Regions from separate parts of the Mus musculus genome. Here regions 1, 2, 4, 5, 6 and 7 are each linked to region 3. A link is a loop called in an ENCODE intact Hi-C map of the cell type or tissue named here. Cell type or tissue: heart. All regions are shown on one strand. Region 1 overlaps Gm13404 (a long non-coding RNA gene). Region 2 holds the start of Gm34372 (a long non-coding RNA gene). Region 3 overlaps Mvb12b (multivesicular body subunit 12B). Region 4 overlaps Mvb12b (multivesicular body subunit 12B). Region 5 holds the start of Mvb12b (multivesicular body subunit 12B). Region 6 has its middle 10 kb from the start of Gm39792. Region 7 overlaps Gm39793 (a long non-coding RNA gene).

The links. A loop is a pair of places that touch in the nucleus more often than their neighbours do. Peaks named below come from ENCODE experiments on the same cell type or tissue, not always from the same donor. Only the 100,000 strongest peaks of a DNase experiment are listed, where the experiment ranks them.
Region 1: it touches region 3 in a loop (4-fold over the local background); 16 of 42 quality-filtered maps call a loop at or near these places.
Region 2: it touches region 3 in a loop (4-fold over the local background); 14 of 42 quality-filtered maps call a loop at or near these places.
Region 4: a loop joins it to region 3, with 2.1 times the contacts of the local background. A loop is called at or near these places in 7 of 42 quality-filtered maps.
Region 5: a loop joins it to region 3, with 2.5 times the contacts of the local background. A loop is called at or near these places in 7 of 42 quality-filtered maps.
Region 6: a loop joins it to region 3, with 6 times the contacts of the local background. A loop is called at or near these places in 15 of 42 quality-filtered maps.
Region 7: a loop joins it to region 3, with 7 times the contacts of the local background. A loop is called at or near these places in 28 of 42 quality-filtered maps.

Annotation. Positions count from the first base shown.
Region 1 is chr2:33,971,269-33,975,268 of GRCm38, reverse strand. The region is part of intron 3 of Gm13404 (a long non-coding RNA gene); the gene reads right to left. Among named protein-coding and RNA genes, the nearest start is that of Gm39793, 11 kb to the right of the region's middle. In heart, no CTCF peak of the experiment used is centred here; a DNase peak (open chromatin) is centred at 1,678; H3K27me3 peaks cover 731 bases.
Region 2 is chr2:34,637,188-34,641,187 of GRCm38, reverse strand. It overlaps Gm34372 (a long non-coding RNA gene), which reads right to left and starts at 2,121. Exons shown (of 3, transcript XR_003954033.1): 1 at 1,624-2,121. In heart, a CTCF peak has its summit at 1,687 (motif pointing right); a DNase peak (open chromatin) is centred at 1,717; H3K4me3 peaks cover 684 bases; H3K27ac peaks cover 732 bases.
Region 3 is chr2:33,820,293-33,824,292 of GRCm38, reverse strand. All of the region lies in intron 6 of Mvb12b (multivesicular body subunit 12B), which reads left to right. Among named protein-coding and RNA genes, the nearest start is that of Nron, 16 kb to the right of the region's middle. In heart, no CTCF peak of the experiment used is centred here; a DNase peak (open chromatin) is centred at 2,482; H3K27ac peaks cover 446 bases; H3K27me3 peaks cover 1,043 bases.
Region 4 is chr2:33,868,810-33,872,809 of GRCm38, reverse strand. The region is part of intron 2 of Mvb12b (multivesicular body subunit 12B); the gene reads left to right. Among named protein-coding and RNA genes, the nearest start is that of Mvb12b, 17 kb to the left of the region's middle. In heart, no CTCF peak of the experiment used is centred here; a DNase peak (open chromatin) is centred at 2,269; H3K27ac peaks cover 2,119 bases.
Region 5 is chr2:33,884,992-33,888,991 of GRCm38, reverse strand. Mvb12b (multivesicular body subunit 12B) reads left to right here and starts at 1,046. Exons shown (of 10, transcript NM_175184.4): 1 at 1,046-1,672. The coding sequence starts at 1,598. In heart, no CTCF peak of the experiment used is centred here; DNase peaks (open chromatin) are centred at 1,701, 1,871, 1,921, 3,521 and 1 weaker place; H3K4me3 peaks cover 2,101 bases; H3K27ac peaks cover 1,996 bases.
Region 6 is chr2:33,916,843-33,920,842 of GRCm38, reverse strand. No RefSeq gene overlaps it. Among named protein-coding and RNA genes, the nearest start is that of Gm39792, 10 kb to the right of the region's middle. In heart, a CTCF peak has its summit at 2,279 (motif pointing right); a DNase peak (open chromatin) is centred at 1,842; H3K4me3 peaks cover 910 bases; H3K27ac peaks cover 950 bases; H3K27me3 peaks cover 1,243 bases.
Region 7 is chr2:33,955,861-33,959,860 of GRCm38, reverse strand. All of the region lies in intron 1 of Gm39793 (a long non-coding RNA gene), which reads left to right. All of the region lies in intron 2 of Gm13404 (a long non-coding RNA gene), which reads right to left. Among named protein-coding and RNA genes, the nearest start is that of Gm39793, 4.7 kb to the left of the region's middle. In heart, a CTCF peak has its summit at 1,913 (motif pointing right); no DNase peak of the experiment used is centred here; H3K27me3 peaks cover 296 bases.

The DNA of each region.
Region 1 (4,000 bases), 150 kb before region 3:
GGGCCCAGGAGAGAGGTGGGATCCAAAGCCTGCCTGGAGGGTACACAGTCCGGGTGTCTCGGGGCATTCACAGTTAGACCACAGCACCGACCCTGTGTACAGTCCTCTCGAGGAGTGGCTGGCCTTAATTGCTCGTCTTCCCTCTTTGTTTCTGCCCTTGCTGTCCTCACCCTGTGCAGCCTCGGGCCTCTTCCGTCCCCCTCTCCTTTGCCCTGTTTGTCTCTCATTCCTCTCCCACCCCATGTTTTCCTCCGTGTCTCCTGCCCCCACTGTTTCTCTTCCCCAGTCTTTCCACTCTGCCTTCTTTGTATTTCTCTTCCCTTTCCCACCAGCTCCCGCCGCCCGCCTGGACCCCACAGAGCCATGTCTCTGCTTCCCCTTGTCCTCTGGAGGCGCACATCACCAAAGCATCCTTTGTCTTTCCAGCTTACTGGGCCTCTCCCCCTTTCCTCCATTTATGAGCTGGTGTGTTAGTGGACAGGGTATAAGGTGGAAGTCACTCACTAGTGACCCATCCTCACGATCACCTCATTATTTATCACCAGGGACACCGGTGTTTCCATAAATTACCCCGACCTGGAGCTGCCCGCGCCAGAATCGATAGTGCCGCTTGCCTAATACCCAATCATTAATAACCATGGGGGGAAGGGTGGCTAGACATAGCCAGACATGCCACTCTGGGCCCTCGCCTGGCAGGGGGAGGGAGAAAGCTGGAAGGGAACTGTGATCTGCCTGCACAGGATAAGAGATGGGACCAAGAGAAGGAGCTAGTGGCATCCCCAGGTCTTCCCAAAGCCTGGGACACCGAATCTAAGACCTAGTCCCCTGGGGGGACAGGCAGAACTCTGTCTTGGGCACCACTAAGTGAAGATAGAACACACTGACATCAGCTCTGAGGGACTAGAGGACCCAGGACCCTAGTGATAAGAGTGACTTTTCTCAGTGAGGAGCTGGGGTGGTCCCTGCTGCATGCCATCTAAAGGCTGTCAGCCTACTATGTGTACTCAGAGTGCCCGCTGCATGCCATCTGAAGGCTGTCAGCCTACTATGTGTACTCAGAGTGCCTTAGGTGAAGCTCTGTTGCCACAGTCTCCATGGCTGGAGGAAGGAGGCTCAGAGAAAGACGTAGGGGAGGTTGAAACGCAGCATCTGAAGTGGGGTGCAACCAGTGAGGCCCCAGCTCCAGGCTCTGAGGGTCAGAATTAGAACAGCTATGTATGGAGGAGAAGGTCCTAGGCAGGGGGAAAGAGAGCCCCAAGAGTCCCTGGCCTTGATGTTAACACAGCCTCAAGCTGTCCTCTCCTCTCTCACAGAACCACTTACCCTACAGGTGCACATCAGAACCACAATGCTTTTACATACAAACACTGTCTCCCCTGAACGTTCTTAGATCATATAGTTATACAGATTCAGAGACACAAAGACAGACCACCATTAAAAACACCCATGGGGGCACAGACGCTACATACAGAAAACTAAGCATGCATGCATACCTATGCACACAGACCCCTGCAGAATCTACTATCTATAGTTACACGCTCCCTCACATACCTCCCAACTCATGCACTCTTTTGTGCACCCAGCATGCACACTGCACAGCAGCCTCAGAAGGCATCTTGCAGGAGCTGGCTGCCCTGTGCCTCCCAGAGCCCAGGTGGTGCCAACACTGCCACCTTGTGGCCATAAGTGCACAGTGCACCAGCTACAAGCCTGAACCACCAGGTTGGTGGTGGTGGTGGAGGAGGAGGGGGAAGAGACTGGTAAGAGGCAGCACCCAGGCCTCTCCCCATGTACTTGGCCTCTGCTCTCTATCTAGAGGAACCCAGCTGTTGCTGGGCCATTTCAAAGTGAGACTGGGTATAGCCTTGGAGCCACAGTGACTAGGGTGTACACCCAGCCTCAACCCGCCTTGGTCCGTGTTTCTGCTCCCAGTGATTAGTGCCAAGTGGAAGGTGGGTGACCCCCACCCCACCCCCATGCTAGCCTAGACTATGCTAAGGCATTTAAAGCCTCAAATTCACTCTGAACCTCACTATTCATTTACTCATTATATTGACAGGTGAGGCAGTCTGTGCTCAGGTACAGTGCTGGGATAATGCCACAATGAGCACTGCAGATAGGTCCCTGTCCTAAAATGCCACCGCTCAATGGAAGGGATGGAACCTCGGGTCTGTAGTAGTCAACCCTCAGAAATTGCCTACAGCATAACTTCAGAACTTGAGTGCTGGCAATTTCCTGATTTACCCTAATGATAAGTATGTCATGTGTCCTAAGAAAGGCCAGTGGAGCCTCGCTCGAGGAGGGATTCACCATAGAAGGCTTCCTGGAGAGGGTGTCTGAGTAGCACATGCAAAGGCGCTGAGGTGAGAAAAGGTTTGCATGTGAAGATCAAAGTGTGCCTAGAGCCAAGAACCAACCAGCAGAGGGTATGCGAAGATGAAAGGATGGGGGACCTGGACCATGCAGGCTGGGCCTGAAACACCAAATTGGGAGCTTTGAAAAGCCCAGGCCAAGTGCACAGTGGCAGAGTCACATGACTTCAGGCTCACAGTAACGGCAGTTACTGAGAAATGATTGCTCACCAATGATTCCCAGGGTCCCTGTGCTCCAGGCTGGTGACCCGTGCACAATAGCTGGGGACAACTTCACCATGAGAGATCAGTTTTATGGAGTACTATGCAGCCACTAAAACCAACAGTAGTACTGTTCATTTATTGATGTGGAATTATGGATAAGCTTTGTTAAACAAAGACCCCAAGGCAGTGTTCATGAGCCTGGCACTTATAAGCTCAGCTACTGGGAAACTGCAGCAGGAGATCTTTTGAGCACAGGGGTTCAAGGTTATCTGGCACAACACAGCAAGGTCTCAGATCCTAAGATAAAACAACTCCCCTTCTAACTATAGAACTCATAGATTCTCATTCTGTAATATATACTTCCCCCTACACCTTTTTCCTTTCCTTCTTGCTCTGTGCATGGTGTCCATGTGAATGTGGGTGTGCACACATGTGTGTAAGTCAGATGTTTAGAAGTTGGTTCCCTTACAAAGTTGAAACAGGTTCTCCCACTTCTGCTGTACTGAGTGATCCAGGCTCATATAGTTATACAGACTCAGAGACACAAAGACAGACCACCATTAAAAACACCCGTGGGGGCACAGATGCTATATACAGAAAACTGAGCATGCATGCGTACCTATGCACACAGACCCCTCCAGAATCTATCTATAGTTACACACGCCCTCACATACCTCCCAATCCATGCACTCTTTTGTGCACCCAGCGTGCACACTACACAGCAGCCTCTGAAGGCATCTTGCAGAAGCTGGCTGGCCTTAGAATTTCTGGCTGATTCTTTTGCCTGCACTTTCTATCCCACCATAGACATTCTGGGATTGCAGATGCCTACCAGATTATCCAGATTTTCCCATGAGTTCTGGGGTTGAACTTGGGGCTCAGGGTTAGCAGCCTGAGGCCATATTCTCAACCATACCATATTTCCTTGATCCTAATAGGTGTGTGTGTTTTAGGATGCACACTGTACATGGACATAGATGTTTAATACACCTTGGAACTTGGCAGTTAACCCTGGGGTTCACCTTGCAATCCATTACTCTAGAATCAAGGGGAAAAGCCTCATGTACATACTACATTCAAGCCTATGAAAATTTCCAGGAAGACATAAGCCACAACATCAAAAACTTACTCATCATGGCTGGGGCTGGGGCTCAGTTGGTAAACTGTTTCCCCAATAACCATGAAGCCCCAGGTTTGATCCCTAGAACCTATTGAAAAAGGGGTAAAGGTGCCTGCCTGTAATCACAATACCTGGGAGCTGAAGACAGGAGGATCAGAAGTTCAAGGTTATCTTTAGCTATATAGTAAGTTTGAGACCCATCCGGGCTACATGAAACCTGTCTCAAAAACAAGACAAACAAAAATATATTACTGTAAGATGATTTTTTTGGCTTTCTTTTTAAAGAAAGTGTGCTTTATAGGTT
Region 2 (4,000 bases), 820 kb before region 3:
GGAGACTCCCAGGCCACGTCCGGGAGGTGGGGTCATTTTCATCCTGGTCTACTGGGCACAGGTGTCCCACGCGTAGGGAATGATTGTTCCGGCAGCAGTGGGGGGAGTGACCCAGGCTGGACGTGTGCTGTTGGGGTGCCTGGACTAGAGAGAATGTACCTCCTCCCTGCTCCGGGGCCTCCAGTTCGTCGCCTCATCCCGGCCCCTTCATCGGCCTGAGATTTATTCCTGAGCCATGGAGCCTGGAAGTAATTTGCTGACAAAGCTGGGTCCCGGCAGGTGCTTTAATTGGTTCTGTGGGAGCAGATCTGGGAGCTTCTATTTAGAAGGAAATAGAAATTATGGTAGTGCCACCGTCCTTTCTCTGTGGCAGGGACTGCACAGTGTGTGTGTGTGGGGGGGGGGGGATTGTGCAGCGTGGGGGAAGGGTGGCGGCTCTTCCATGTCAACCTAGTGTGGAAGCAGGGCCTCGGATTAGGGGTGGGGGTCATAACCCTGGCCGAGGTTGGCCAGAGAAGGTAAGGCCTAAAGCCTGGCCCCAGTGAGAGGCCTTGGAGCAGGGGAGCCTTCCCCAGCCTTATAGTCCTCAGAGTGACATTCAGGGTGACCTCTCATGACCACCCCAGAATGTCACCGTCACATTTGCTCCCCTATTTTCCTCAGGAGTGGTTAGTTAGCTCTACAGTGTGCTAACCAAGTAGGGTCACTCTCATTTGACATGCTTAGGTCTTTTGGAGGTGACACAGCAGGGCCTGGACTTGAACCATGGCCTGCCTAGTGCTCAGATCTACACTCTTCACTCTCAAGTTGCACATGACATTGGCTAAGCTCCTGTTTCCCACAAGCCCACACTTTCTGGTGAGATTTTTCCCTTGGGCAAACTCCTAAATTCAAAGCCTACTGCTATCATCTCTCCGTGAATTCCAGGGAAGCCTTTCAGCAGTGATCTCTCCTCTGAACTCCCCAAAGTCCTGGTTGAACCAAGGTCGTAACATCGAGCTCTGGGTTTGCCCCTTGCTGTATTGCTGTGCCCCTTACCATACTCCACGAGCTAATGCTTATTTCCCGTGGTGAGGATCCCTTGGGCCTAGACTCTAGTGTGTAGACTTATGTGTAGCCTAGACTCTGGGCTACCACTTGGAGGCTCTAAACCATGAGAATGACCCTCTTTTGGGGGCGGAGTTGCAGCCAGAGCTTACTTGTCATGGCGGGAGTACGGGTGTCATGTCACATGGTCTCCTCAGAGCCCAGTGTAGACTGGTCTTCAGGTACTCAGCATGGGTCATGGGTCATGAGGACTGAGAGGCCTGGCCTAGCTCAGGTGCTGCTCAATTCAGGGCTGTCCAGTTCTGCCCTCCCATGCCTCCTGACCAAGAGTGTTCACCCTTGGGAGCCATGTTACTTCTGGGTGCAGCAGGGACAGACAGATGGGAGAACACGAGGAAACTGAACCCTGTCAGAACAAAGCCCCCCCCCCCCCCCCCCCGGGACTGATGTTTCTGGAGCTTTTTCTGATATGCTTTTTGAGAAATTCTGGGGTGGGGCTAAATGTGGGGTACAGTTGCAGGAAGAGGAGGGTTTGGTAGGAGTTGGAAGAGGAAGACAGAACCTGGGTGGTGGTACCTGGAATCCACATGTCAGAAGTTGTATCGAGCCGGCCTGGCAGAAAGCTTGCGAGTTAGTCTGGGCCGTAGGTGGCGCCACAGGGCTGCAATTGTGCCTCCCTCGCGGTTCGGTCCTGGCTGTTCCTCGCCCGCATGGCCATCCCTGTCATCTGAGTCCGCCAACACCGCGAGTCAGTTTGGGGCACTAAGGGTTGCGTTCAGGTCTGCCAGAGCCAGCCCCAGGCGGGCACTGGATGTAGGGGAGAACCCTGGAGCTGACTCCTTTTCCCTGCAACTGCCACTCCAGGGCCTTGGTGTTAAAGGCGGACCACACTAGCGTTGGGGCGGTGTGCCGGAGTCGGGGTCCCCACCCGCGTGGCGAGCCCCGGTACCCTGGGTGCATATGTCCCACACGCGTGAGCGTGGGTGCTGGGGACGTGCGTGGGACGCAGGGCCACCGCCCCGTGCTTCCTTTGTTCCCGCGCCGAGCTGCAGGCTGTGGCTTCACTGCCTCCCCCCTGTGCCCCGCCCTGCTGTTGTCTGTAAGGGCAAAGGTCTCAGCCCCTGCGAGTAATGTGTCCATGTGTATATGTGTGTGTGTGTGTGTGTGTGTGTGTGTGTGTGTGTGTGTGTGTGTGAGAGAGAGAGAGAGAGAGAGAGAGAGAGAGAGAGAGAGAGAGAGGTGGGGAGGGGGAGCGAGGTTAGAAGTGACTGTCACAAGCCCAAGAGGGCCTATGAGGTCACCCCAGTTCAAGGGCTCTAAAGTCCACAGACCTCATCTGCTAAGGGGACCAGTGGGAGCCTCCAGGTGGGGGCTCACTAGGATAATTAAGCCAAGTCATACAGAGGGTGCAGTCCCCAAGAGCAAGGGTCGCCCACTTAGGCACTGGGGCAAGATTAAGAGCAGGCAGGGGCTGGGTGCAGGAGGCTTGTGATGGCAGATCCTCTGGCCACCAAAGCTGGAGCCACTGGTGACATGAGGTGCCTGTGTCCCCTCCTTCTGCCCAAGCACTCTCCCATACCTGTTTCTCAGTTTGTCCATGGTGCCCCTAGTCTCTTTCCACACCTAAGCAGCTTTTAAATCCAGACCCCATGCTCAGAACCCACCCAGGACTCGCTGGAACCCAGCTGGGCCTCAGCTCCCAGCAGCGGCTTGTCCTACACTGGCTGAGCAAGGTTATTCTGGGACCCCTGACCCTGCCTGAGGCAGAGTGGGTAGGGGCACAGACCAGATTCTGTACCGGGTTTCTTGACTTTTTTTTTTTCCCTTCTTTTAAAAAAAGACACTGAAGCTGTCTTCAGACACAGCAGAAGAGTGTACTGGGAAGAAGTGGGTTTCTGATCCCATTACAGATGGTTGTGAGCCACCATGTGGTTGCTTGGGAATTGAACTCAGGACCCCCTGGAAGAGCAGTCAGTGCTCTTAACCACTGAGTCATCCCTCCAGCCTCAGTTTCTTGACTTTGAAGGAGGCCCCTGAATATCACATATTTTGAGGCTCAGGACAGAGAGAGTGGGGGTCCCAATCCTTTGCTGGGTCTAGTACTTAGAAAGGGCCAGCTTGTGTGAGCTGACATTTCAAGGTCCTCCCCATTTTCAGGGCCTATTCAGCATTTAGTCCTGTCCCCAGGAACCCCATTGCCACCCCACAGGCAGCACCAAGTCCTGGGAGGACTGGACCCTCCGTGGAGTGGCTGTCATCACAGCTTGGGGCCGCTGTATCTGCAGCTACATCCGGGAAATTCAGACCCAGATGCGGGAAGATGGAGGACCCATGGCCCTGACCTAAAGCTCTGAGAGTGTGGCCGTGGGAGGGTGACGTACACAATTGTAGTTGACCTGGTCACTCTTGTCTTGCTATAGATGACAAAGAAAGAGTAAATCCAAGCGGGGTGAGATCTGGCCTGGGCTGGTGGCGCAGGGAGGGGCAGGACCCTGGCAAGGAAGGTGGCTCAGGCCAGGGCTGAAGAGGGGTCCTTGCTCCCCATGGTCATTCCAGGTTTCTGGCCTTTGCTGTCCAGCTGACAAAATTCTCATGATTAGGGGAGCGGCCTAATCCCATTTGCTGGGAGCCTGGTCTTGGTCCTGCTGGGTGTACTGGATCCGAATGTACTGGATCTAGCTCCATTCTCTGGGTCTTTTAAGTTGAGCTCCTTGGGAGCAACTGTAACCACCAGCCTGGCTGGGGGCCGAAGCTGGGAGACCTGAGAGGGTTTGATGGGAGGGGCTGGGGACCCATGTTTCCCTCCCTTTATCAATAGCCATTTTATTTATTTATTTATTTATTTATTTATTTATTTATTTATTTATTTATTTATTGAGACAGGGTTTCTCTGTATAGCCCTGGCTGTCCTAGAACTCACTCTGTAGACCAGGCTGGCCTTGAACTCAGAAAT
Region 3 (4,000 bases):
CCTTAAACAGAAGTGAGTTTCCAGAACATTACATTCAATTATAATAATAGTTAATTCCAGGGAGGCCACTCTGCAGCTGACTGCACTGGCGCTGGTGGGGTAACGTGTCTGAACTCTGCAAGCAGCAGTTGAGGAAAGACTCCCACAAGTAAGAAACAGGGCGTCCCTGGGGAAGCTGATAGGGACAGCACTCTTGAATTAAGTCTGAGAGACTGCAGAAATGAATGGAAGGAGGGATGGCAGATGGTTCGCTGAGGGTTGAGGTGATATGAGACCACATTGAAGAGCTGTCCATAGGAAGAGGTGGGTGTCTTTCTTTAGCAGGACAGAATGGGTGCCAAGCCAGCCCCTCCCCCACCCCATGGAGCAGCTCTCTTCAATAGGTTGCTCTGCCCAATGCAAGTTGTCCCTCCAGGCTGAGCATCCACTCTGGGGAGAGGCTACTGTGGTGACCCCAGACCAAAAGACTCTGTCTTTTGGACTCTGTGCAGGCCTCCCGCACCAGGAGCAGTGTTTAAAGGTGACCAGTTGAGTCTGTCTCTGCTCAGGAGTGTGGGGCTGGCATGACGCGGGGTGGGCACATCTTCCTTCCTCACTGACTGGTGATGCTATCATGGCTCTGTCCTGGGCCATTGGTCAGGGGGTCACCATAACTTCTGCCAGCATCATTTCAGGTCCTCATCTGTGCTGGGCGGGGTCAGCTCAGGCTCTGGTGCCCATGGTCAGCTGCAGAGACTACTGAGCCTTTAGGGCTCAACTGCCTTGAATAAATAGAGCCAGCTCCCCCAAGACATGTGGTCTAGGAGAGCCCAGAAATGGGCATCACCTCAGGCAGGTGCTAATTCCTGTCACATGGAATAAAGCCATTCTAATTTGTTTTCAATTGCTGTGGAAAAACATGGACCAAAAGCAACCCGGAGAAGACAGTTTATTTGGCTTATACATCCCAGTCACAGTCTATTATTGAAAGACGACAGAGCAGAAACTGAAGCAGGGACCATGAAGGAGTGTTCTTTTTCCATGGCTTGCTCAGCCCGCTTCCTTGGAGCACTCGGGACCACCTGCCCAGGGGTGGCACCATCCCACAGACCTGGGCCGTCCCGCACTTGCCAATCTGATGGAGGCATTTTCTCAGCTGAGGCTCTTTCCTTTCCTTTTGACCCTAGCTTATGTTGAGTTGACAGAAACCTTAAAAGTACAGGGCTCTTACTATCCTGGAGGAGACAGGGAGGGTACTTGTCCTGAGCTTGCCTGTCACAGGAGAGCCAGGTCACCTACTGTCACAGCAGGACTCTGGGAGCTGGTGGGGTTGGAAGGTGGCACAATCCAACAGAGTGCTCATAATACTTACGTATTTTATGACCTGGGTGCAGTTTATGGTTTACAATGGCTGCAAGGAAATTGGATCAGTTCTGTTTACTTGCCAAATAAAACAAATGTCAAAATAGTCAATATAAAATGTATTCTAATTTGGCTGAGTTAAGTCAGCCGGCTTTGGCTTTCAGGAGGATCCCCCTGTATGCAAATGGTGCTGTGTCTCCAGCTCCTCTGTGGTGGGTGTTGATTTACAGGCCCGGCACATGCTGTGGGAGCCTCTTAAGTCATCTGGGTTTCGTGTTTTTATCTTTTGTGGGTTGGCTTGAATTTTATCCTTTTCCTATTCAGATTCTTTGTTTTTTTTTTTAAGAAAAGAATCAGTAGTTACTTGAATTTTCTATTAAAGTAAGGAAGGGTTGAGTGTGGATTTTTTTACTTTTTTTCTTCAAGATGCTATAAGATGCTGTAAGAGACTCTGTAAGGAGTGCCGGCTTTAAGGTGACATGAAGTCCCTGCTCTCCCCCATAGGCTGCACCCCACTACCATGCCCTCCCCCACTCGGTGACCTGTCTCCCAGCTCCAGGCCCCAGAGTTAAGTCAGATGGGTACCCAGCACCCACACACACACACACACACACACACACACACACCCTATTCCTGTCTTATTCTGAGCCTTGCCCACCCCTCCCCCGCCCCTCCCACCACTGGGCTGCCTTGCTCAGGTCACTTGGGGAGCCCCTCTCACACTGGCTGAGCAGTCCTCGGTTTCACTGTCCCCGCACATGTGAAGTGTAAAACACATGCTTTTCAGCAGTGAGGACCCCATGTTCTTCCCCTCCAGATGACTCCCCATCCCTATCACAGAGCAGTGAGTGCTTGAGGGAAATTGGCAGAATATAGAAAATAATGGGCAAACAAAGCCCATTTCCAGTGAGGAAAGTCTTATAACCTTTTGTTACATTTCCTTCAAGCTCTTTCCCCTGTGTACTTTTATGTAGGTGACATCATCGCATATATAGCAATTTCGTAAATTTCCCATGGAGCGTTAAACCGCAAACATCAGAACACTTTCCTGGTCTTTGTGTGGGGACACCTGATCTAAGCACCAAAGCGTAACTGCCAGGAGCGTGGTGATGGGGTGCCCTCTACTGGCCAGCTAGGAGGAGGCAGGAGGCACGCTGGGTGGGAGCCACAGGCAAGAGGGAGATGAGGTGGTGGCAGGCAGGAGCCTGGGAGTCAGTTTCAAAAGCAAAGGACATGTTCTCTGCCAACGCTTGGATTTAGGCATTCCCAGCAGCTTTCTGGAGAGCTGTCATTTCTAACTTTACTTTAGACAAAAGGGGCATTGGCTGACCTTTTCACAGGTGACAGGCCGTCACCTTTGTCATCTTTCCCAGGAGCAGGCAGTTCCCACCTGGGCCTCTCCACTGCTGCAAAGGTATTCATGGTAAAAGTTGATCTAGAGCCCTCCCCCTTGCCTTCCTGCACAGAGATCTCTGGGTAGGCAGGATGCTCATTGGTGATGTCGGCAAATTAGATATTGAGTTCAGTGGAGTTTGTGTCAGAAGCCACATAAGTGTCTTGACAGAACTCACCCTCTGTCCAGTGAGCCCTAGTTTCACCCACTCTGCTTAGGTCTCTGGTTTGTCCTGGACCTGGAACCTGTGTCTCCCTCCAGGCAGTGAGCATCCATCCCCGACCCACTAGTGTTGCACACAGTATCCAGTAGGATGGGGTGCCTAAGGGCTGAGGGCATAATTTATCTCCCTACCCATCTCTGGGCTGGCCTCAGCCAACTGGGCCAACCTTGAAAGAGGGGGTCTGTTCTGCTCAGGGCTGCCACCTCAGAGCACGTGTACCAATAATGGAATGGTCTTCCAACAGAGCACCCCATGCCCTCACACATGGGGACTCACATGTGACAACAGAGTACCCCCATGCCCTCTCACATATGGGGACTCCGTGTGACAACAGAGCACCCCATGCCCTCTCATACATGGGGACTCCATGTGTGACTCTGCTGGAATGGAGAGCTTCTGCAGCTGCCTGAACTCAGGTTTGTAAAGCCTCGGGAATCCATGGCTGAGAGTGCCAGGAGCCCCGAGTGCTTGAATGGATGTGCCTGTGTTGCTTGGTGGGCTGCTGACCCCAGCTTGCTGAGCAGTAGAATCAGAAGCCTGATAAGAGTCAGAGTTGTGCTTACCAAACCCACAGATGACACAGTCACTAGGGAGAGTGGATGTGCCAGAGGATAGGATTAATCCTGTAGATAGAACTCCATAGCCACAGCACCATGGGAACCAGGAAGTAGGAGGCAGTGGTACAAATAGGACCTCTCTAAGGTCACGTGGCCTACAGTATAGGGCCAAATCAGGAGACCTGGCCCAGAGGGTGGGTGCGTGCAGGTGTGTGTGTGTGTATCTGTTTGTGTCTGTATATTTGTGTATGCCCGTGTCTATGTGTGTATATGTGTGTTTGAGTGTGTCTCTGTGTCTGTCTGTGTTTGTATGTCTCTGTCTGTGTGTTTGTGTCTCTGTACGTCTGTGTGTGTTTGTGTGTCTCTGTGTGTGTATGTCTCCGTGTCTGTATGTATCTGTGTGTGTGTGTGTCTCTGTGTTTGTATGTCTCTATGTCTGTGTGCTTGTGTCTGTGTGTCTCTGTGTATGTGTGTGGTGATAAACCA
Region 4 (4,000 bases), 49 kb before region 3:
ATCTTTCTAGGTACTGATGCAGCTTCAAGTTAAAAATGCCAAAGGTGCATTGGACTGGGGAAGCATCTTGGACTAGGACACTGGAAATCATTTGCTAACTGTCTCACTACATTGACTCCATTTCTGCAGACTCCTGAGAACAGCCTCCCATGTCTGTCTTTCAGACACATGCCTAGGGTCTGGAGTGTCAGACTGATGTCCCCACTCTCAGAGATTGGGGTGGGTCTCAGAAAAGGCTCAGAAGCAAGACTGCTAGGCTGGAAGTATAGTGAGGATTTTGGTTTCTTTAAAAAACACAGAAGTAGGAATATGTTTTTATTTTAATCCCAGATGTGGGATATGACGCTGCTTCAGACTGTCCATAGCAGCTGACTATGATTTGCCTCGTGCTGTAGCAGAGGTGTGATTTTGCCAGTTACAGATAGTTTCTGATAGTGTGTGACTTTTCAGAGGGTATATAAATGCTAGGTCCCCTTGAGGTGGGTTTGGGTTGTTAATTGTTGGTTAGTAGTTGGTTGTGGTTTGTTAAGTAGTCACGCACAAAGAAGAAACAAGAAGTTAGATATCCTGACAGTGAAGATCAAACTTGCCCCAAGGAACTCGACACTCCTAATCAGTAGAGAGTAGTCTAAAGGTAAGGTTGCCCCCTTTCCCCTCTGTCTCTCTCCTAATGTTCAGGGGTTGAAAGAGTGGGAAAGTGGTGGAAGAAGGAAGAACCCACAAAGTAGCAAACACAAACACCAGCTCTGTGGTAGAAGAGTGAAGAGGAAGTGGCCCTGGAGGGCTGAGTGTGGACACAGGTGGGGGAGGGGAGGTGGCAGTGGGAGGCTGAGTGTGAATAGGTGGGGGAGGGGAGGTGGCAGTGGAGGGCTGAGTGTGGACAGGTGGGAGAGGGGAGGTGGCAGTGGGGGGCTAAGTGTGGACAGAGGTGGGGGAGGTGGCCGCCGGACCTGATATGGTGTCGGGAGCAGCCATTCCCTGACGTAAAGATGGGCAAGTGACTGGCTAGCCTCGGTGCAAATGGGGACGATTCCAGGTTGAGATGGTACAGGGCCTGTGTAGTGAAGTCAGGCTGGGAGGGCAGAGGAGGTGTTGTCCAACAGCGGTCAGAAGAGATGGGCAATTTCCATTGTTTGGCTCTCGCTCCTTCCTTCTGCTGTGTGCTGGGAAGCAAGCGTTGGTGGTGGCCTCCGACTTCCATGTGGCCTCCATGGGCAGCATGTGAGCTACCCCCCTCCTTTCCTTTCCCCACCTCTTTTCATCTCCCTTCCTTTCAAGAGTGTTGAAATTAATTAGGCAACAAGACATTTCTTCAAAACTGCTGGTCCTGCATAATTTATAGATACCAGAAGTCTCCCAGGCGGCTCCAGAGTCATTGGAGCTGCCAGTGTTTGAAGCATCAGCTATAGGGTGCTGCGGGAACACTGAGACAAACCGGCTCCTCTCCGGGCAGTGGGTTGGGTTGAGGGATCAAAAGGACACACAGGTTTAAAATTGGAAACCTGCAAATGAGTAGCCAGTTGTCATGCACCAAAGCAGGAGAAGAAAGAAAACAAAAATAAATAAATAATCCCCTCACAAAGCTACCTGAACAGTGCTGAAAAGCAGGGTAAAGGGAGCTTGCAGATTCCCGTCATGCTCAAAAAGAATTAAAGCCCTCTGGAGGAAGATAGCGAGCTCGTGTCCAAAGCCTGTGGGACACATGCGACACAGTCATCACTCCAGTGTGACAGAACGGTTACTCAGGTCTCGAGAAAGGCCACATTGTGGTAGTAGGCCCTTGTTCCTCATAGGCAGAGGACAGGAGACCTCAGATGGATCTAAGGTCTCACACTGCAGCAGGGGAAAGGTAAGGAGTAACTTGTCCCCGTGGGCTTCTATGGGCCCCCGGTCCCCTCGGGGCAGCACTGATGGCAAGGAACTGCTTCTGAGCAGAGTAACGGAACTTGGAGGTCCCCATACCTCACAACCCCCTCCTCACAGGCGCTTTGCTTTTCAGAGCCAAGTTTGTTTTGATAAAGGAACCAGGTGTTGCTCTTTTTTGTTTTGATAGAAAATACATTAAACCAAGATTTACTGAAAATGTGGAAAGTGGTTTTACGACCAGCCTTGAGCCCTGGCTTCCTGCAGCTTGAATCTGGAAAGTTTCTGTGAACTGTCTGGAGACAGACTTGCCTTGAGAGGAGGACTCTTGGCACTTGTTGTACTGAGTGCAGTGAGGCCAGCAAGCCAGCTTCAGGAAGTTCTGTCAGAAACAGTGGTTTCCTGCGCGCCTGCCAGGAGAAGCTGTCTTCTCCTTGGCCTCCTGACCCCAGCCGTGCAGACAGTGACCAAAGCTCAATTAGACAATGGACAGGACAGCGTCTTGATACTTCCTGCTGCTCACAGAAGGGGCTGGCTCACGCTTGCAGCCTTGTGAAAGATAAAGCCTCAATTATTTGAATTGGCAGAGAAGTTAATTGTTCTTTTTTAAAATGTAGGGTTTGTTTTGAGTGATTATGGATTTATATGCACTTTAAGAAATATGCAAGCACGCTTACTCCTTATCTAAGATCAAGTGACAAGGTGCAGTGTGTGCTTTGACCCCTGTGGTAGTGTCTGAAAACACCACCATGGTCTGAACCAGGACTCCAGGTTTAATCAGATGATTTCCGGCCAGTGGATGGGTGGATCATGAGATTGCTCTTGGAAAGATGGTTCCCAAGAGGAACAGTATGTCCTGCTGTCCTACTGTCCTGCTGCTGGACAGGGCCAGGTGGGGAAGTGTCAGGGCGACAGGAGCCTGCAGAGCAGGGCAGTGTGGCCATGAGCTTTCCGTACAGCTTCTGCGTGCAGGGCAAGGCAGAGGTAGGACAAGCAGACTTCAGGGCAAGCAGACTTCAGCCCATCTAGTGGAAACGGCTGGGGCTCTGGGCCACAGGCGTACTGCCTGCTTGTCAGCTGTCTGGTGTCTTGGATGGCAGGAGCCTGATGCCCGATTATGTGCTGGTTTGTTTTTGTCACCTTGGCATATGCCAGAGTCACTTAGGAAGAGGGAACCACAATTGAGGCGTTGTCTCCATCAGATTAACCTGTGGGCGTGTTTGAGGGGCATTTCCTTTTTCTTTAGGATTGATTTATTGTTTTTATATGTATGTATATGGATGAGACTGAAGGAATTTACATACACCCCGTGAGTGCAGGTGTCAGCTGAGGGCATCCTGGGTTACAGGTGGCTGTGAGCATGTTGCATGTGGGCGCTGGGAAGTGAATCTTGGATCCTCTGTAAGATCATTGCAACATCAGTAAGTGCTCTTAACCACTGAGCCTTTTCACCAGTCAGCCTGCCTGCCTTTCTCTCTCTCTCTCTCTCTCTCTCTCTCTCTTTCTCTGTTTACTTTATATGTTTGGGTATTTTGCCTGCATGCCAGTCTGAACACTAGGAAGCCAGAAAGTGGTGTCAGACCCCCTGGAACTGGAGTTACAAATGGTTATAAACCACGATGTTGGTGCTGGCTAGGAATTGAACCTGGAGTCCTGTAGAAGAGCAGTCTCTAGTGCTCTTAACTGCTGTGCCACATCTATCAGCTACATTTTATTGAGCCTCTTGTGGGGCATTTTCTTGATTAATAATTGATGTGGGAGGGCCCAGTCCACTGTGGGAGATGCCATCCTGGGGCAGGCAGACCTGAGTTGTATTAGAAACTCTGAGTGAGCCATGGAGAGCAAGCCAGGAAGCTGCATCGTCCTCGGTCTTTGCTTTAAATTCTGCCTCCAGGTTCCTTTCCAGCTCCTGCCTTGGCTTCCCTGGATGATGGGCTGCTCCTAGAAGTGTAATGTGGGAAAAACCCTTTCCTCCACACATTGCTTTTGGTCGGTGTTTTATTACAGCAACAGAAAGCTTACAGGAACAAGGTAGATGAGAATATGGAATAGTGTTTGTTGGTTGGTTTTTCAGAAGTGTGCTGGAAGGGAAGTCACTTCCTGTCTCTAAGACTAGCTAATCTGGGGAGAGGCAGCT
Region 5 (4,000 bases), 65 kb before region 3:
ACTGAAGCTCCTTTCTCTGTGATAACTCCAGCCGTGTCGAGTTGACACACAAACCAACCAGTACAGTCAGATATGGTGTTGATTCTCATCATGGGTAGTTAACGGGTAGGCTTTGGGGAGAGCGGTTTTCTTGGCCCAGATGATTCTGGGAAATGGCTGCCTAAACAAATGAACCAGGCTTTTGTTTGTCTTGTCTTACTATGGGACTTCCCAGAAGTGTCCATAGAGTCTCCCAAAGGTGGACAGATGGGTGTCACACAACACTTACTTTGTTAGACAGCAAGCATTCTTCATAAAATCACATATATTCAGGTCTCTAGGGATTGGAACTCTGCACTTGAGTTCTTGGTGGTGTTATCTCTGTTAGATCTTGATATCAGGGTTATGATAAACCTGGAAATATGTTTTTTTTTTCTTTTGCCTGTAGCAAGTTTTTGTTGGAGACAAGGTCTCTTTTCAAATCCTCTGTGGCTTTCGGGCAACTCACTATGTAGACCAGGTTGGTGTTGAACTCACAGAGATCTGCCTGCCTCTGCATCCCAAGGGCTGGAATTAAATGGAGCACCACTGTGCTGGGCTCTGTACCAGTTAAGAACACAGATTGTCTGTTTCCTTATGGTGCGTTTGGACTTGTTATAAACCCATTTGGATCAGTGGTGTTTCTGAGTGACACAAGTACCTGGATTGTATGCACACATTTGAGAATTGTCCCCACGGGATCTTTTCCTTGACAGCCTGCTTGGCACCATTTGCTTCAGGAGCTGACTATTTTGGAAAAGCACAGGATGTGTGACTATGAGTCCCGATGCCTGAGCAAATCCAAGCCGGCTACCGTGTGATCCTCTGTTTTAAATATCCCGTTTAGCACATGTCCCCTCCAGGGCCTGCAGGCCTGGCTGTGTAGGGGCAGGTGGTTCAGGGATCAAAGGCTGCTGATGCCTCCTTTTCTTACAGCCTGAGGGTCCTGCTCCATTTCTTCCTGACTTCTGTACCTTTCCCCAGGCACTGCAAGGGCAGGCATGCTACACTAGATCCCTCCTCAAGGCTTGCCCCCAGGCCTCTGTGGGTAAATCATTTGCCCAGCAAGAGGGGCAAGCTGAGACCTGCTCTGAGAGTGGGGTCAGTCTGAGGCCCGGCTGCACCGCATTAGGTTAGCCGGATTGTGGGCAGAGCAGAGGGGATCGCCCCGGGGTGCAGTCAAGCCTACAAGGGACAGGTGGGAAGGCGTCTCTGCAAAGGGCCACTCCGGGCCTGCAGGCCTGGGTGTCAGAGCGTCTTGCAGGGACCTACAGCTGGGCTGAGCGGTGGACGAGGGGGACGGCGAGGCCTAGCAGAGCCGAGCGGAGGCCGACTGGGGGCGGGGACCGAGGGCACCGGGGGCCACAGGGCGGTGCGCTCCCGGGCTCCGCCGCAGGCTGCACGCCCCTCCCGCCCCGGCCCCGGCCCGAGCCGCTGCTGCCGCCGCCGCCGTCGCTGCCGCCGCCAGGCCGCGCCCCGCCCCTCGCCGCCGCCGCTCCCGGGGAGGCTGCGCTCGAGCTGCGGCGCCGGCTGCAGCCGCCTGGGCCCCGGGCCCGGCTCCTCCCGCGCCGCCCGGGCGATGAGAAGCTGCTTCTGCGTCAGACGGAGCCGGGACCCGCCGCCGCCGCAGCCGCCGCCGCCCCAGCGGGGAACAGTTAAGTGAGGCCCGCGCGGGAAGACGGGCGGGGACGGGCGGGCACGGGAGGAGCCGGCCGGGCCCAGGCCTGCGGGCGGCTCGCCCAGCCCCGCGTGGGGACAGGCCCCGTGAGGGCGGCCTCCGCCCGGCGCGGTGCCGCAGGCTCTCGGGGGGCTCCGGCTCGGCCTTGCGGCGGGAGCGAGCTGGGGACTCGAGTCGCAGCAGCGCTCCGAGGGTGGAGCCAGGTGAGGGGCGACGATCTCCACCGGGGCACACGCTGGGGACAGTTCCCTTGACTCGCCTGGCCTGGGGTCCGGCTCTCAGCTGTCACGTGGGTGCGGATGAGCGCGCACCTGACCCTCAGACATCATTACCTGGGGGCACCCGAACTGTAGGGCACCTGTCTGCAAGGTGACCAGCCATCCAGGAAGCGTGGTGGGCATGTTGATTAGCCTCCCCTTGCAATGACTCCAGCCAGGGCAAGTGAAGCCCAAGGGACTGATTAGCACCGCACCAGGGACCACATCCTCAGAGACAGACACAGTGAATAAGGTAGAGCCAGGAGCATCTTTGTTTTCTTTGTCTTTAGCACACAGCTGTCCCTAAATTATCAGCCTGTTTCTTCTGTCCCCTGACCCCAACGACCTGTTCAGCAAGACAAGGCAGGCCCAAGGCAAATGGCCATAGCCCCTACTCCCTGCCCCCACGGGAGACCCAGAGCGCCTGGATTTCAGCCACATTGGCAGACAGCAGGCAAGGCTCCTCTTTCAGGGCCTTTGTCTCTGGTGATGCCTTGTTGGGGTAATCGCCTATGTTTCCCGACAGCTGGTTGGATCCTATCTCCCTTTAACAGGGCTGGCGAATCTTATCAGCTGCCTTGGGAAAGTTAGAAGATAAGCCCTATAGAAACCTATACTAACTGAAAAACTCCAAGCAGACAAGAGGTTAGTTACCGGGGATGGTGTCATCTTTCTTGCCAGCTGGGAAATCGTTTGGGGGTGCTTTGAGAACTTGTACCACACTCATATTTAACGGGGTCTCTCTGAGAATTACGGCTACTATAGGGACCCGGGAGATTGACTGACAGAGTGTCAGCTGGGTCATTGAATATAAAATCACCCTTTCTTGTTTACATCGCCCATTCCCTCCTCTGGTATTTATGTCCCTGTTACAGGCTAAAGACCTTTGTCGTGCCTGTATTGGTAGACCTAGACTACTCTAGAATATTATTAAAGTTAAGTTAATTGAGTTTAAGGACGAAACCCTAGCCTGTGTCTGGCTTTTCTACTCACAGTGTGTGGCTTGTGAAATGAATGAAGCCTTCTGAGTCTCCATTTTTTTTGTCATGTAGACTAAAGATATCTATTATAGGGTCATGGTGGGATATAAACGAAGTGTTTCAGGACACTGTAACGTAGTGCCCGCCTTACTGTGGTGAATTTATGAGTAAAAGCAGTTCTTTCTAGGACTTAGCATCAAACTTGTGCATGTGGGTGAGCTCTACCATTGAGCTACATTGCCCAGCCCGGTCAGCAACTACTGTTAGGCATTTTGGTAAAGAGGTTTGCTTCTTTAGTTTGTTTTTTGAGTGCTTCTTTGTAGGCATAAGAAAGGCCATCTTGGGGGAATCAAAAGCTATGCTATAGTAAACGTGGCTTGATTTTGAGGGCTTGGGTTGAGTTCTATCGCACACTTTAGACCTCAAGTGACCCTAATAAAGCACTATCCCTTTCTTGAATCCCCATTTTCTTAATTGTAGAAAGTGGCTTACAAATAATACTTATGCCATAAGCATCATCAATCAGGAAGGCCCTTGATCCTTCCAGAGGCACAGGGCCTCATGGGAATTAAGCGGGATCCAGCACTCAGCAGGCCTGCTGCTCACATGATTTGTTGCTGGGCTCAGGCCCCATCAGAAAAAGAACTCAGGGATATCTTGAGTTTGTGTGTGTGTGTGTTATAAGACCACATGGCCATGTGAAAACAGTGGCTGGAAGCCTCCCAGGGCTTAAGGAGCAAGGGAGAACCCCAAAACTGAATTTCTGCCCATTTCACGGCAGATCTGCTTCACAGGATCAGAAGCCAGTGGCTTGGGTCCCTCTGCCGTGGCCGGTTAGAAGTGTTCCAAAGAGCATCAGCCTCACCACACAGCCACATGATGATGGTGCTGGGGTTGAGTGTGGGAAGTGTGGAGTACAGTTGGCACAAGGAAGATGACAAATGACTGCATGGCTGGATGTGGTTGAGCTGAGGACGCTGGTTACGGTCTGCGGATGGCGGGAGCCTTCTTTGCCAGTTGGGGATATGGGGTGGTAGGGTGCCTGTAGTGAACTGCTTCCTCTCTGG
Region 6 (4,000 bases), 97 kb before region 3:
TAGGTGGGTTTCTGTAACAAGTGGGGCATGGCTACCTGGGAGGCTGGTCAGGCCATTGTGCCCTGACTTGGAGAGCAAGCTTTCAGTCCAATGGAATGCTGACAAACCCCCCACCCCCACCTCCTCCTCCACCGCTAAGCACCCCACTGCCCGCTGGGACCCTGCCGTGGTGCCACCTGCCTCTCCTCCCCAACAGCTGTATTTTTCAGGTACAATATGACAGGCTCAATCTATTCCTGTTATATATTTCCCGGTAAATGGACAAGGTGAGAACAGTGTCAGTTCAAATCACTATCATGACACTTAGTTCTGATTTACGGCACCTTTTGCCGCAATCTTGAGAGCGCCGGCATCCGTGCTGAGCTGGATTGCCCAGCCAGGCCCCACGGGGTCAGTGTTCAGATCAGCTTCAATAAAAGAATTTAGGGTAAGGCGGCCCCAGGTGGGCAGGGGGCAGGCTAGGGGACCCAGAGGACAAGCTGGGAGAGATGCAGAGGCCACCATTTTCTCCCACGCCTCCCTCCCTACGACTCTTTGTCCCAGGTCCTGTGGTTTGCAGCATCTGGGAAATTTATGGCGACTCCATAAACGGGTTTTACAGACAGCTGTTAGAGCGTGTGGAGCAAGGCCTGGCTGTCGGGGGACCTAGTCTCAGGCTTACAGCCAAGACACTTAAATATTATGGCCACACATATATAAAAATCGTGCTAGGCGCGTCCTCTGCTGCCTCCCTCCTCCTGACCTGGGAGCCAGAGAACGGCCAGAGAATAGCGGCTGCTTGCAGCTGCTGCCTCTGCAGAGACAACTGCCCCCAAACCCCTTGCTCCAGCCCGTGCTGTGCCTCCATAAGACAGCCTGGGCCGGAAGCATGGATGCAGGCGGAGTTGCCTGAAGGGCAGAATCAGATTGTGGAACCCCTCCTAAGCTTTGTCTCCCTGGTCCAGGCTTCCTGGACCAAGTTGTCTGAGCCTCCAAATCTTGTTATTGCTGTCAGCACTGTTTTCTGCCTTCCTATTCCTCCGGTCAGTTTCTATTTTCACTACCCTTCCAGAACTCCAGTTAACACTGCCTTCCTGGTGGTATTGGTCCCGTCTCCCCCCCCCCCCCCCCAACACACACACTCCTGAGTCACTTCTCTGGTCATAAATGCTCGGAGCCCCCTTGGACTTCTTCATAACATCTCTAACAATCGCAATGAAATAATTATTAGTGTCATTATCTGTTTAATGTCTGTCTTCCCCACTGGACAATAAAGCACAGGAAAGTGGGGTCTCAGTGGTGTACAGAACCAGGTACTTGGGAACTATACACTGAACGAATGGAGGTGAGCGTGTGTGTGTGTGTGTGTGTGTGTGTGTGTGAATTAATGGCTCATGACCCTCAGACAGCACGAGGCCACAGGGTTCTGTTCCGATAAGCAGGAGAGAGCAGAGAGATCAGCAAGGGGAGGCTTTGAGAGAAGGTACCCCAGCCTTCACAGTACAGTTTTCTTGCAAGAGAACCAGTTGAGAGACGTAAGATGTGAGACAGGGCTGCTCCCGTAGTCTCTGAGCCTTTTCTTCACAGTGAGGCTAGAGATGGTTTCACAGGGTTGTGAGGGTCAAATGCACTTAGTATGTGTAACAAAGAGCTCTTGATGCTACATAATGACTACACAAGGCTTGAACTCAATAATTCCAGGCAAAGTTATTTATGGGGGGAAAGCCATTCCCCCAGACACTTCTGCTGCCTCTGAAGCCACATTGTGTTATTGCATCACCCCCGTCTGAGTCATTTGACCAGAAAAGAATATATGACCCCACTGGAGCCAATCATAGTGGGGCTCGTAACCTATGACCCCTGGCAGGCCAGTCAGATGGCCTCTCCTGGGACTGAGGAACTATGAGAAAGGCTTGTTAATAGGTTCAGAGAGAGCCAGCCTCTCACACCCATAGCCTGGGATGACCCCCTACTTCCATCCCAGATCGAGGAGGAAGTATAAGTGGTTTAGATTTGTCTTGTCACTAGAATATACTGGATGTGTGATTTGGGGATAGGAACTTAGCCTCTGTGAATATGATTTCCTTACCCTTGAAATAGAGACTATTACAAAAAAAAAAGTGAATTGAATGATAACATGTGATAGAATGTCTTACCATTCACAATGTTCCCCTTACTAATACAAACAGATATTCTGATTTCTCAAGACTTAAGGCTACCCTTGGGCCTCTGTTTTCTTTATTTAATATGTAGTGCATGGACCTGACTTATACAGTCTGTACATGTGTGCAGTACCGATAGAGGCCAGAAGAGGGCATCAGATTCCCCGAGAGCTAAAGCTGCAGGAAGTTGTGCGCTTCTCCGTGGGTGCTGGGACTTGTGTGAGGTCAGGAATCTGAGAGCTCCTGTGTTTTAAAGATAGAAGAAAATGCTGAGACACCTGCTCAGCTTCTGAACTGGCCAGTGGGAAATTGCTAGTGTTCAGCAATTTCCAGCCCCCAGACGAATTTCTACGTGGTTCTGCCTTAGACACAATGGAAACAATAGGAAACATTAGACTGGGCCCTCCCTTTCCTGGGAAGAAGGAAGCAGCTGGCTAAATCAAGGGAAGTTCCTTTACCCAGGAGAAGGAGCTGATGAAATCCATACTATCTCAGCCTCTCTACAGGGCAGCAGCTTCCATGCGCCTCTCCTAACTATGCAGTCTCATTTACCACGGTACAGCAGGCCTGTGAACAACACTTAAGTCACTTTGCCTCATAGTACTTTGAACTGAGGTAGAGACAGATTCCCAAAGCTCACTGGCTAGCCAGCCTAACCTAAAGGGTGAGCCCCAAGTCCAAAGACAGACCAGACTCAAAAACCAACGTGGACTCCTTCCTGCCCCATTCCAGCTGTGAGTTATCTTGGCTGATGCTAGGGGCCATAGAGAGTTGAGGATTCACTGTAAGGAGACTCCATCTGTGAGCTCATCACCCCAGATGGAGTGGCACTGTGAGGAGATGCAGGAACTGTGGGATTATCCATGTTCCTGTGTTAGCAGGGACACACCGGGCGACTCAAAGGAGAATTAAGACATTCATCATCATCATCATCAAGTCAAGTTTTTGTCCTATAAATCCTTTAAAGTACTTCTCTACAGGGGAACACAGAATCCCATATATGGGGATCTTCCATCTATGGTCCCTGGAAAACCCAGAGACAGTTTGATGTTTTGAAAATGGGGGATGCCCTTCTGTGAGCGGCACAATCTCTAGCCCATGTGGCCAAGCTCAGACTTGAATAACTCAAATATCTCTTTCACTAAACAAATAAGGTGAACCACTCCAGCAGAACAATGCCTGAGGCTGACCTCTGGCTTCCACGTGCAAGGATACACACGTGCATGTTATACAGAGAGAGAGAGACAGAGACAGAGACACACAGAGACAGAGAGAGACACAGAGACAGAGGCACAGAGAGAAACAGAGAGAGAGACAGAGACAGACAGAGAGAGACAAAGACAGAGAAACAGAGAGTCAGAGAAAAGCATAAAGAGAAATTGAGAACTCAAGCGCTCTCTTCTCTGATAAGGGCATCCCATTCATTATACGAAGTGGTGAACTTTAAGCATGAGCCTGACTAGTAGCTGATTAGAACATTGGATTGTTTGCCTAAAGACGAGCATGTTCTATACCTAGGAGACAGAAATGGCCAAAAGAACAGAGCCCCCTAGATGATGCTGTCAGTCACTCTTGCCCCAGTCCTGTAAAGTCAATGTTAACCCCACAAACTATTTTTGGCCAATGAAATGTGACTGGAAGTGGCATGTCTCAGTAAATGGCGACTGTGAGAGCCAGGCTGTGCTTGCCACATCCCTTTTCCTATTGAAACAACATGTTCCAGACCCCCCACCCCCACCCCCCAAAATAAGTTCTGGTATGGATCCTGGAAGAAAAACAAAGCGACAAAGCTCAGGCTGCCAAGCTTAGCTCACTCTGAACACAGAGCACAAGGGAGACATAGACGTTGGCGTTGCGAG
Region 7 (4,000 bases), 140 kb before region 3:
ATCTTGGGTTTTGACCAAGACAGTCCACACATACAAATTTATACCATATACATTTACAAATATATAGTAGACCAAATTCAAACAGCAAATAAGGGGCTAAAGAGATGGCTTTGTGGTTCATTCCCCAGCATCCACATAGTGCCCCCCTCCAACCACTTAAACTCCAGGGGATACTCTACTGTCTCTTTCAGTCTGAGGATACTGCACATCAATGCACATACAGGCAATCGGGCACATACATACACAACACTGCAGTATTAACAGTCCAAGGGGGGAAAAAGCCACTGTGTGGGGAGAAACCTCCTGTATATCACAGGAAAGGTTATTCACATAGATTCTAAGACACAAGGATGAGCCGAAGCATAAGCCAGCACAGCCGTCTGTCCTACAGAACACAGCCAGGAGGTAGACCCCACCCACCTTTACCTTCTTTCACCACTGATGCATACTTGAAAAATTTCACAATAAAAAGCCAGGGGGAAATATCTATTAATATAATTCATCACCTTAATAGGTCTAAAGAGAATGATCTGAGGACATTTCCACAAGCCCTGAGAAGACATTTGACACAATTCAATAACTATTCTTAATTTTTAAAGCATTTAATAAAACAGGAAGGGATAGTTATTTCTTTAGCATATGAAATAGATTCATCTCTTTCCACAAGCTGGGTTGATGTTTGGTTGATATTTTTATTAGTAAAAAAATAATTTATGCTTAGTGCTTAATGGGAAACACACTAAAAGCATTCCCATTAAAGTCAGAATAAAACAAAAAATGTCCAATATTAGTCCAGTGTACTAGTATTTAGCATTGTTCTGGAAGAAATCACCAGTGTAATTAAAGAAAGACATTATGGGAATAAAAATTAAAAGGTGGGGGTGTTAAATCATCTTTATCTGCAGATGACATGACTGTCCAGCTGTGATACAAAAGGACCCAACTTTTATAAACTATAAAATTGTTCAAGAGCATGATAGACTACTAACTACATTAAAAGATCAAGTGTATATACACACACACACAGACAGACACACACACACACAAACATATACACACCAAGTATTTTATTCTAAGAATAAATGTCTAATAATAGATGCTCGCAGAGAATGACTGCAACACACACATAGACACACACACAGACACACACAGAGACACACGCACACAGACACTGCCCCACCAAGTATTTTATTCTAAGAGTAAATATCTAATGATAAAGCACAGAGAATGATTGTAAAAAGTTACTTTGTATTCTCAGGTAGAAAGACTCATATTGAATTAATTTACAAAGTAATGAGACCCCACTCAAATGGCAACAGTGTTGTTAAATAAAAATCAGCAGTCCAGGGTTCCATTTAAAATGGACAAATTGAACTAGGAAACCAGTTATCACTCATGTGTTTATTCTGCGTGCATGTGTGCGTGCATGTGTGCAGACATGTGTAGAGGTTAGAGGACAGCTTGCAGGAGTCAGTTCTCTCCCACCTTCTCACGGGCTCTAGGGATCAAACTTGGGTCTTCTGGTTACATCCTTATCTGCTGAGCCATCTCTCCAGGCTCAATTTCTTTTGAGTTCTGAGAAGTCTGGAAGAATAACACCAAATAACAAGACATGTGAAGTGGTTCTAAGAAAATGATGCAAAAGTGTATGTGCTTGTGGAGAAGGTTCAGAGAACAGACTAAAAGCCCACAGAGGTAGCATGCCAATGAGGGAGAGGAGAGATATGCAGTCGCAGGGCTGAAGGTTACTGGAATGTCACCGGGGCATCGGGGAACGTGTAGACTTCAAAAGCTGTATCCAAGAAACCACAAACAGGTTCTGTGATTCTGCACATCACAGAATGGCTCTTTAATGGCATTCTTGAAAAATGAGAAGTTCAGGAACAACAACCAGCAGGGGGCAGCATGCAACAGCTCTGCCTCAACTCTAAAGCAGGGCTGGGAGATGGCTCAGCGGGGAAAGCACTTGCCACACAAGCAGGAGGACCCAAGTTCAAATCCCCACAACTTGGGTAAAGGTCAGGTGAGGGAGAAAGGGTCTGTAAGATCACTCTCCTGTAGTCAGTCGCATGGGACACAGAAGCAGGAGAGTCACTGAAAGATTGCAGGCCAGCTAGCCTGCAGTCAACAGAAGCAAGGGAAGAGACTGTTTCAAACAAAATGGAAAGAGTATGTGGATATCCAAGGTTGCCCTCTGACCACCACATGTGCCTGTACACAAACACGGGGGAGTGGGGAGGTGGAGGGGGAAAGAGAGAGAGAGAACTTATGTAGCAAGCAGTCCATCAACTGAGCCATTTCCTCAGTCCTTAATGAGACTGGCCACTGCCCACAGCATGAGACAGATTAAATGCATTGGTGAGCCGAGCAAACTGTGTGGTACATGAGTTAGGTTCAATGAAGCCTTTTTGTGGAAAATATAACTCTTTCTTAGTCTTGCTTTGGAATGGGCCACTTCGGAGTCTCCCTAAAAAAAAGCTCTGGATATGGACTGCAGAGACCAGCTGGATGCTAATGTTCGGCATCACCAGAGTTCTGAGCACCTACATTAGGTGGATCTCGATTGCCTGTAACTCCAGCTCCAGAGGATCTAGAGCCCCCTTCTGGCCACCGCGGGTGCCTGTACTCACATGCATATAACACCACACAGACACACGCATGTGTACAAGCAAAGGCACGGGTACACACACGCATACAAACATGCAGGAACAGGACCAAGGATAGAGACGGTGGTGAGAGGCGAGAGAGTCATGTGATGAATCCCAGAAAATCAAACTCTGGACACCAGCATCAGGGTGCAGATCTGAGTTGACTGCGAAGCGCATAAGCTTATATATACAGTGTTCAAGCCAATGCCAAAAATCCTCAAAGCCTAAATCCTCAGCCAATCATATCTCATCACACAATCACCATGACTCAATGAAAACCCTGCCTGATAGGTTAACTCAGAAGGAGTGGGAGGACGGTGGGCATCGGCACTCGTTAGGACTTCCGTGAAGATAAAGGAAGCAGCCTGAGTTCCTCCTCTTGCTGTCTCACTGGTGTTCCGGAAGTCATCTTAGATCTAATGCTTTGTAGGGTAGATCAGAGCTCTTCGAGGAGTCCCAGGAGCCTGTAGCACCTCCCTCTCTATCCTACTTTTTCCTTCACAGGTTTCACATCCCCCTGATACAGACACACGCACACACAGAGAGACATACACAGATACACACACACACACACACACACACACACACACACACACACACACACAGAGAGAGAGAGAGAAATACACACACACAATTTAAGAAGAAAAACATAAAGCTCCGAGTTCTTTCTAGAAGAATCCATCCAAGCAGCAGTGTTGCATTTGATTCCAGAATATTTAAGGATGCACCAATGTCCATGTGACTTGGAACCAGAACTTCTGCCAGAAAATATCTAAGATATGAAGATGTCTTCACTAAACACCATAAAGTATAAAGGGTTTCTTTATAAAGGTAGAATAAGGCCTGGGCAGAGGGCTCAGTGGGTAAAGTATGTGAGCTAGGCGAGCCTGGTACTCAGACCTTGGGGCTCACTGAAAATATGCTAGACACAGTCTGTGTCCTAAGGCTGGGGTTGGTGCAGGAGACAGGAGGGTCCTTGCAGCTCACTGGTCAGCCACCCCAGCAGAATCAACAATCAATGAGCTCCAGGTTGGAGGGAGACCCTGCCTCAAGAAGTAACAAGGAGAGAGATTGAGAATACCCAACACTGATCCCTGTGCTCGCTCTTGCTCTCGCTCTCTCTGTCTCTTTCTCTTTCTCCTTCACACACACACACACACACACACACACACACACACACACACACACTTCACAGGGTTACTAAAAACCAGCTTAAGTTCCAAACTATTAACAGTGATAGTTTCTGGTGAGTGGGGTGGTGCCCATTTTACATCCTCCACATTTTGTTCGTTGTATTTTGTATAATGAATGTGCTTTAGCTCTGTAATACAAAATATAATGAGCTTTAAAAA